Linked DNA regions of Mus musculus: regions 2 and 3 are each linked to region 1. Evidence: chromatin loops called from intact Hi-C (ENCODE). Cell type or tissue: left cerebral cortex. All regions are shown on one strand. Region 1 holds the start of Snx33 (sorting nexin 33). Region 2 has its middle 6.0 kb from the start of Gm46115. Region 3 has its middle 16 kb from the start of Trcg1.

What was found. A loop is a pair of places that touch in the nucleus more often than their neighbours do. Peaks named below come from ENCODE experiments on the same cell type or tissue, not always from the same donor. Only the 100,000 strongest peaks of a DNase experiment are listed, where the experiment ranks them.
Region 2: it touches region 1 in a loop (2.6-fold over the local background); 2 of 42 quality-filtered maps call a loop at or near these places.
Region 3: it touches region 1 in a loop (2.2-fold over the local background); 2 of 42 quality-filtered maps call a loop at or near these places.

The regions. Positions count from the first base shown.
Region 1 is chr9:56,927,194-56,929,693 of GRCm38, reverse strand. It overlaps Snx33 (sorting nexin 33), which reads left to right and starts at 1,323. Exons shown (of 2, transcript NM_175483.5): 1 at 1,323-2,500. In left cerebral cortex, a CTCF peak has its summit at 1,305; DNase peaks (open chromatin) are centred at 1,299 and 2,175; H3K4me3 peaks cover 1,817 bases; H3K27ac peaks cover 1,588 bases.
Region 2 is chr9:57,207,931-57,210,430 of GRCm38, reverse strand. No RefSeq gene overlaps it. Among named protein-coding and RNA genes, the nearest start is that of Gm46115, 6.0 kb to the right of the region's middle. In left cerebral cortex, a CTCF peak has its summit at 949 (motif pointing left); a DNase peak (open chromatin) is centred at 947.
Region 3 is chr9:57,219,576-57,222,075 of GRCm38, reverse strand. No RefSeq gene overlaps it. Among named protein-coding and RNA genes, the nearest start is that of Trcg1, 16 kb to the left of the region's middle. In left cerebral cortex, a CTCF peak has its summit at 1,539 (motif pointing right); a DNase peak (open chromatin) is centred at 1,542.

The sequences.
Region 1 (2,500 bases):
TCACTCAGTCTCCCGTGTGTGTCATCACGACCAGCTGTTATCCTTCATAGGGAGTCAAAGTTTATGAGTTTTGGAGTCAGAGGTCTAGGAGTCATGACCCTCAAAACAGCCAAATGTCCCAACCTTCAGCAGCACTACTTTATACCAGTTAATCAGCAATAAGTAAGAACAATAGTAACCTGGAGGTAGGAAGCCCTAGCAAGATTGGGTAAATAAGGCTCTAGGGCTCCAAGAGGAAGAGGAGGTGTGTGTGTGTGCGTGCGTGTGTGTGTGTGTGTGTGTGTGTGTGTGTGTGTGTGTGTGTGTGACAGAGAGAGAAAAACAAAGAGAGACAGACAGAGACAAGACAGAGAGGCAGGGGTTTTCTATGTATCCCTAGCTTTCTGGAACTCATTTTGTAGACCAGGCTGGCCTCAAACTCATGAGATCTGCCTGTCTCTGTTAGTGCTGGGACTGAAGGAATGGGTGACCACGGCTTGGAAGGTTCTTGATATGTGTTCCACTTAGGCTGGGATCAGTGCCTTCCCAAGCATTTTGCACGACACTGGCCACACTAGGCTGGAACATCTTGCTTCTCTGTGAAGATACTTATGACCTTCCAGACGATAATCTTAGTTTCGGTTAATTTGTTGTTTGGAATATAAACTTAATGATGGGACAGACAGTGTGAATTAAAAACCACAGCAGCAATCCAGCTGTTATATTCGCTCCAGAGTTCAGCACAACTCCTGTCTTTAGTACACCTAGTTTTGCCTAATGTGGAGGGTCGAATCCTGGAAGCCTAAAGGCTATTTACCAGACCACTCCTCTCTCCTTGCTATTTGCTGCTGGCCTGGAAGGAAGATCTGGCTCCCGCGAAAGGACAAAGCAACCCAGAACCCGCCTGTGCCTAAACTTGCAACTTGTCACTGAAGAAGTTACATGGTCTTTGGCACCCCACCCCCACACTCTGGGAGCTGCGGAAGGCAGGAGGGCTCCTCTCCCTATCTTGCTTACAGCATCGGTTATCACCTGCGGGATACCAGGGTCACAATTTGCTGCCTACACCATCTGAGAACAACCCGGGAGCTGTGTTAGCCCCTAGACAGATCGAAGTACGCGTGGCGGGAAAGGAGGTTGGGAAAAGGGAGTCCGCAGCTCTGCTCCCCTGCAGCCGAGGCGGTTCTCCTAGCCTTTATAGCTCCCTCCTTGCCACTGCGCTCCGCAAACTTTCGGAGTTTTCCTGCACTTGCGTCACGGAAAAGGCAGATGGATGACCAAGTCCAGGAGGCGAAGCTCGAAGGCGGCTGGCGAGCTCCCCCACGCGGCGATCCAATCCGAGCGAGAAGCGGCTCTGGGCGCCGGCAACTGGGCTGCTGAAAGCTCGCAGCTCCCCGACTCCCGGGTCCATTTCCTGGATCCCGGCCACCGGGACTGAACCGGAGAGAGGGAGGGCGCCCGCCAGAAGGAAAGTGAGCGGAAGGCCGGCGGTGGCACCCTGGCCGCGGGAGGGCGGAGCTGTGCGGTCCCTGACCGGCCAGGACGCACGGAAGTGCGGTAGAGTTTGTTGAATTCCGTAGCCTGCTTTCCCTCCCTCATACCTCCCTCCCTCTCTCTCCACCCCTCACCTCCCCTACTGCTTTAGCCTCCTTCCTCGGAACGCCATCTCCTGGACTCCTCCCCCCTTCTCTTTTCTTTCTTTCTTTTTCTTTTTTCTTTTTCTTTTTAGTTTTTTGAAGGGAGGGTGAATGTTTGTTTTGGACTTGGCTTCCTGCTGGCAGCGCTGAAGGGCTGCGAGTGAGGGGCAAAGAGGCAAGAAGCTGGGGCTCAGCTAGTCCCTCTCGGGTCGGATCCAGAGGGCATCGCGGAGAACGAACCTACGGACGGACTGACAAACACCCGACTACGCCATCTGTTCGACAGAGCTCTATCTACTGACTGCTGTTGAGTGTTCCGGGGCACATCAGGGGCGGGGGGTGGTGATGGTGGAGGTTTCTCCTAGCGTTACTTCTGGACAGGGGTTCTGAGACTCTGATCCGGGTCAGCTTCATACTCTGAAACTGCCGAGGAATTAGGCAAACAAAAGAGGCACTGAGTGAAAGAGGCCAGAAGTTCTTTGCGCTGCTTGTCGCGCCCCCCCTTGTTATCTGGGGGCGGGGGCTGGCCATTTGCAGGGCGGGAAGAGGGCACCAGAGCTAGCGAGACGGGGTCGCACCCCCTGGGTCGAGTAGTTTTCAGCCGGTTGTGCAAGCTTTGGCCCTTGTTTTCCTGGCCTGGCTCTTTTGGAGGCCGGACACATCCACCCTTGGAATTGGTTCAGGACTCTGCTGTTATTCTCTTTGCCCCTCTTGAATTTTCTGGATTCTTGAAGACGCGGTGGCCCGGGAGGAGAGAGGAAGGAGGAAGGAGCAGATCTCCAGAAGAATGTGAGAGCCTCCCAAAGCCGGAGCCAGTAAGAACGGAGAGCCAGAGGAGGCAGAACCTTGCCTGCGTTCCTGGGACCGTGGTCTGAGGGTAAATC
Region 2 (2,500 bases), 280 kb before region 1:
ATGAGCCATAAATTGTTATACAATGTATCTTTGTCCTAAAGGTTATGAGAACTGCTTAACTGCTCATTATCAAGAGTTGGAATCCTGAGGGCGAAGCCCATGTGACCTGATCTATGTCCTTCTCCAAACACACACACACACACACACACACACACACACACACACACACACACACACACAATATATGCAATATACAAAATACTTCAAAATATACATATATTATACATTTATGTATATATAATACACATATGTAATATACTATATATATAAAATAATACATATACATGTACACACATAAGTATGTATAGTAGGAAAGGGGGAAGAGAACTGTTAAATTTGTGATAGAAAGACCAGTTCCAAAATTTTGAACCAAATTGGAAGCAAGCGTTAATTAAATACTTACTGCGGTTATTGTGAGAAGGTGTGTCTGCTAGCTTGAGGAGCTTGCTGCCCCACGGAGAGAGAACTTTCAGGAATTTGCTGTCTGACTGAGAAGCTGCAGGCTCAAGCTTCTGAACTGGTAATGGATTAAGTTTGAAAGCAGTAAAAGAAACAAGTAGAAACAGTTAGAAGTGTACTTTGCTGTTGAAATAAGGGAAATATTTAGTTTGAGAATAATAAAGTCAAGTCTCTGAAGGAAGGAGAGAATTAGATTAAAACTGAAAATATATTTTGTTAAGATGTGGAATATACAATGGCAGAGGGCAAGTGGACCCGGTATAATTTTATTTCATATATCAGCATAGAAATATATGTTTGGTAATGACCACAATTTTCAATGCTCTCTTTAAGGAAAGATCAGAATAAAGCAGACTTTGATAAGGAGAAGATTGAGAAATGGAATTCCAGATTAAAAGTGATAGAACAGAGATTAGAGGATCCTGTAGATAAGAATAAAGAAACCTTCAGACAAATCCAATCTTGAGCCCACGGCGCCACCTACAGGATGGCCCATTAGAAAACCCACAACTAATTTTCCAGTTACTGTAAGAGAAGTAGCTCCAGGAGAGAGAAATCATACTGGCTTGAAGTATTTGGCTGCTGGCAGCCTATAGAAATACTAGACTTAAAAAGACTTAATGAAGCAATAATGTCTTATAGCATGCATTCACCCTACGTGAAACAGATAATAACTGGGCCATGCAAAAATTGTATAATTCCAAAAGATTAGAGAGATTTGATGTCATCCATGTTAGAACCTGGCCCTCAACTACGGTGGCTGACATGGTAGACAGATGAGGCTTCAGTTATGGAGCAACAGAATCAAACTAGAGATATTAATATTGTCAAGGATCAGTTGCTAGGTGGAGGTTAATATTCTGAACTAGAGTACAAATTATGTTTTTTTTGATGCCACCTTAAAGTAATGTCATTTAAATGCTTGGGACAAGGTTGAACAAGGGAAAATGATCTGGATCATTTACAAAGATAACCCAGGGTTCAGACAAACCCTTTGGCTGACTTCTTTTTTTTTTTAAAAAAAACAAAGATTAACTTCAGCTCTAAATAGAGCAATATCAGATACAGATGCTAGAGAAATAATTGAGTCTTTTGCTTCTGAGAAAGCTAATGCTGAATGCAAAAAGACTGTTAGATCTTTAAGAGCCAGATCTGTACCAATTTTTTAAAGATTTATTTTATTATTATTATATATATGTAAGTACACTGTAGCTGTCTTCAGACACACCAGAAGAGGGTGTCAGATCTCATTACAGATGGTTGTGAGCCACCACCATGTGGTTGCTGGGATTTGAACTCAGGAACTTCGGAAGGGCAGTCAGTGCTCTTAACCACTGAGCCATCTCTGGTACCCGATCTGTACCTATTTATGAGTGGATTAAAACTACTTCAGATATTGGATGTAATGCTTACAATTTAGTTGTGGATGGACAGACAATGGCAGAAGATATGAGAGCTCAGGCTGTCCAATGCTATGGCTGTGGAGAACCAAGCCAGCTCCTAAAGGACTGTGAGCAAACAGGATACATTTTTCTCTAATGAATGTCCCTAGGGGGCTGGAGAGATGGCACAGAGGTTAAGAGCACTGACTGCTGTTCCAGAGGTCCTGAGTTCAATTCCCAGCAACCACATGGTGGCTCACAACCATCTGTAATGGGATCTGATGCCCTCTTCTGATGTGCCTGCAGACAGTGTACTCACATTTTATAATAAACAAATTTTTTAAAAATGATAACCCTGGAATATGTAAAAGATGCAGAAGATGGGCACACAACGCTTATGAATGTAGTTCATCCAGAGATATTAGAGGCAATTCCTTATGGTCAGAAAACTGTCTAAGGGGCTTTGCTTGGGCCCCAACAAAAAACAAGAGCCATTTGTTCCCTATCAGCCAAGGAGAGACTGAGAAAGCGACTGGAAAAATTAAAACCTACTATGACAGACAGTGCTGCTCCAAACTTAACTAAACCATTCAATCAAGATGGTGTAGCTACAACAGATAAAACAAGAGGATTCAAGTACTAGACAACAGGTATTTCGG
Region 3 (2,500 bases), 290 kb before region 1:
CTGTCCTTGCTGCAAGCACATGAGGTTTATTGATAGGAACCAGCATGCTGGGGCCGAGACTCGTATCCCACACAGGGGTAAAGGAGTTCGACCCTGAGTAGCTGGGAGAAGGGGTATTTAAAGAAAGATTTATTTATTTATTTATTTTATGATTTGAGTACACACTGTAGCCTTCATGTGGTTGTTGGGAATTGAAATTTTTAGGACCTCTGCTCACTCTGGTTGTTCTTGCTTGCTCTGATCAACCCTGCTCACTCAGGCCCAAAGATTTATTTATTATTATACATAAGTACACTGTAGCTGTCTTTAGACGCACCAGAAGAGGGTGTCAGGTCCCATTACAGGTGGTTGTGAGCCACCATGTGGTTGCTGGGATTTGAACTCAGGACCTCTGGAAGAGCAGTCAGTGCTTACCTGCTAAGCCATCTCACCAGCCTATTCTGGTGTCTGCCCCTCTTTCTGCTCTGGCCACACTGACCTGGCTGTCCCCAGGACACGGCTCGAGAGAATCTGGATTACCTTCATCTTCCTTCATCTCTGCCCCTCTGTCCCTGTACACTGTGTGGTCCAGTCACGTGGCTGAGGGCTATGTTTCAATACTCTGAGGGATACCTCAACTTTCCCCATCTGTGCTCCACAATTTAATTTCTTCACAGCAACTGTTCCTGCTGGATACACGTGTTCAGTTGTTTATGGCAATGACAGCCAGCTTCCATTTAGAGTCTGAGTCCTGGGGATATTTGCTGGCCCAAGCAGTGGCCTTCATCAATGGCAAGCTGCGTGTGCTTGGAAGCAGGTAGGAGAACAGCAGAGGCACAGGAAAGAGGGACGCCCAGCTTTAACTCCCCCAAGACTCAGCTTGTTCTCCTTATAACAGTCCTGTGGCACATCTGAGGGCTGGAGAGCTTAGGCTGAGCTGCTGAAGTCAAAGCCAGTCTGATCCAGTATGAAAGCCCAGGCATCCTTCTTTCTGGGCATAAGTTAATGGAATTTGGGAGTCAGGTGGCAGTGGTGGCAGTGGGCCACAGGGGAGTAAGAAAAGAAAGCAAAGGTGCCAAGGGGGTGCATGGAGTCAGAATGCTGTTCCTGCCTTGGACTGGCCACTTTATGCGCCCCCCAACCCCCCCCCCCATCCCCAGCTTGGTATTCTTATTGGGTCCCGATTTCTTCTGTAACCTAGGGTTGGAATGAGGGTTTCTTCAGCATCTTTTTCAGGGTCCCTCTGCCCCTGTCACTTTGAATCCCAGTGCACTCCCCCATTCATCTGGGAAGGTCAGGCTGACTGAGGCAGGGGAGAGTGTGGAAATCTGGTAACCATGGGTCCTATACAGTCTGCAGCTTGGTAAATGACTCAGGCCCAGCTGAGAGGAGGAAGCATCCCCGACCTGGGAAAAGTGCTAGAGGCAGGATCAAGGGCTTCGGGGCAGATGAGTAGCTTGCTCCCTTGGGCTGACATGGATAGAGATAGTTGGTGGCCAAAGACCATTGTGCCAATAGCCGTTGCTACCTTCTGTTCTCCCTTACCTGGGCTTGTCGTTCTATCATAGCGCCACCAGAGGGCAGGAAGAGACCAAGTTTCTGGCTATCCAGTTTCTTCCTGGCTAAAAGGAAGGTGAATATTCACCCACTATCTCCCCCCCCCCCCTCCCCGGCTCCCACTTCAGCCTGCTGCAGTGTCTCTGTGGGTTCTGGGGGTATCCTCCACCTCTGTTTGTTTGGTTTAGTTTGTTTTTTTTTGTTTTTTTTTTGTTTTTGTTTTTGTTTTTTGAGACAGGGTTTCTCTGCGGGGGCCCTGGCTGTCCTGGAACCCATGACGTAGACAAAGCCGTGATACCTACTCTCTACTTAGGACCAGATGTGCTGCCTACCTGCTGTGGCCGTCCTGTGCCAGCCACACTTAGCTTCCTGAGACCGAGGTCTCTTTCCTAAGCTAGGCTGGGCTAAGAATCAGTCCTGGGGACTGGAACTAAGGGGCAGTCATCTGAAAGAACCTCTTTCACAAGCCCAGTCAGCCTGTCAACAGGACCCACGCACTCCCTCTCCCATGGTTCTCTGCGCCATTTCCTGCATGCTTCCCCTTCAGAAGCTGCCCTTCATGGGTCCCTAGTAGATCCCAGGGAAACTACTCTCACCTCTACCTCCCCCCGCCCCCCTCACCCCCTTCCACATATGCCCCATTTTGACCCATGGTAACTCCTGTGTTGGTGTGGTAACTCCTGTGTTGGTGTCATTGCCTCTCCCTGGGTCCTTTTCTCTCTGATAGCACTAAGGGGGACAGCAGTAAATACAGCACATCACCCTCCCCCCACTTTCCATGTTTCAGGTACCCTAAACTAGAGGCTCCAGATCTCTTTCCCAGACCAGCTGTGGAAAGCTGAGCAGCTTTACAGTGTATCTGCTGTGTGTGGGGTTCTGGAGCCCTTGATGATGCTCTGTGACCTCCAGTCCCGGACCAGGGATGAGAGTCCTTCAGGTGTGGCTCTTGCAAAAGAGGAGGCTG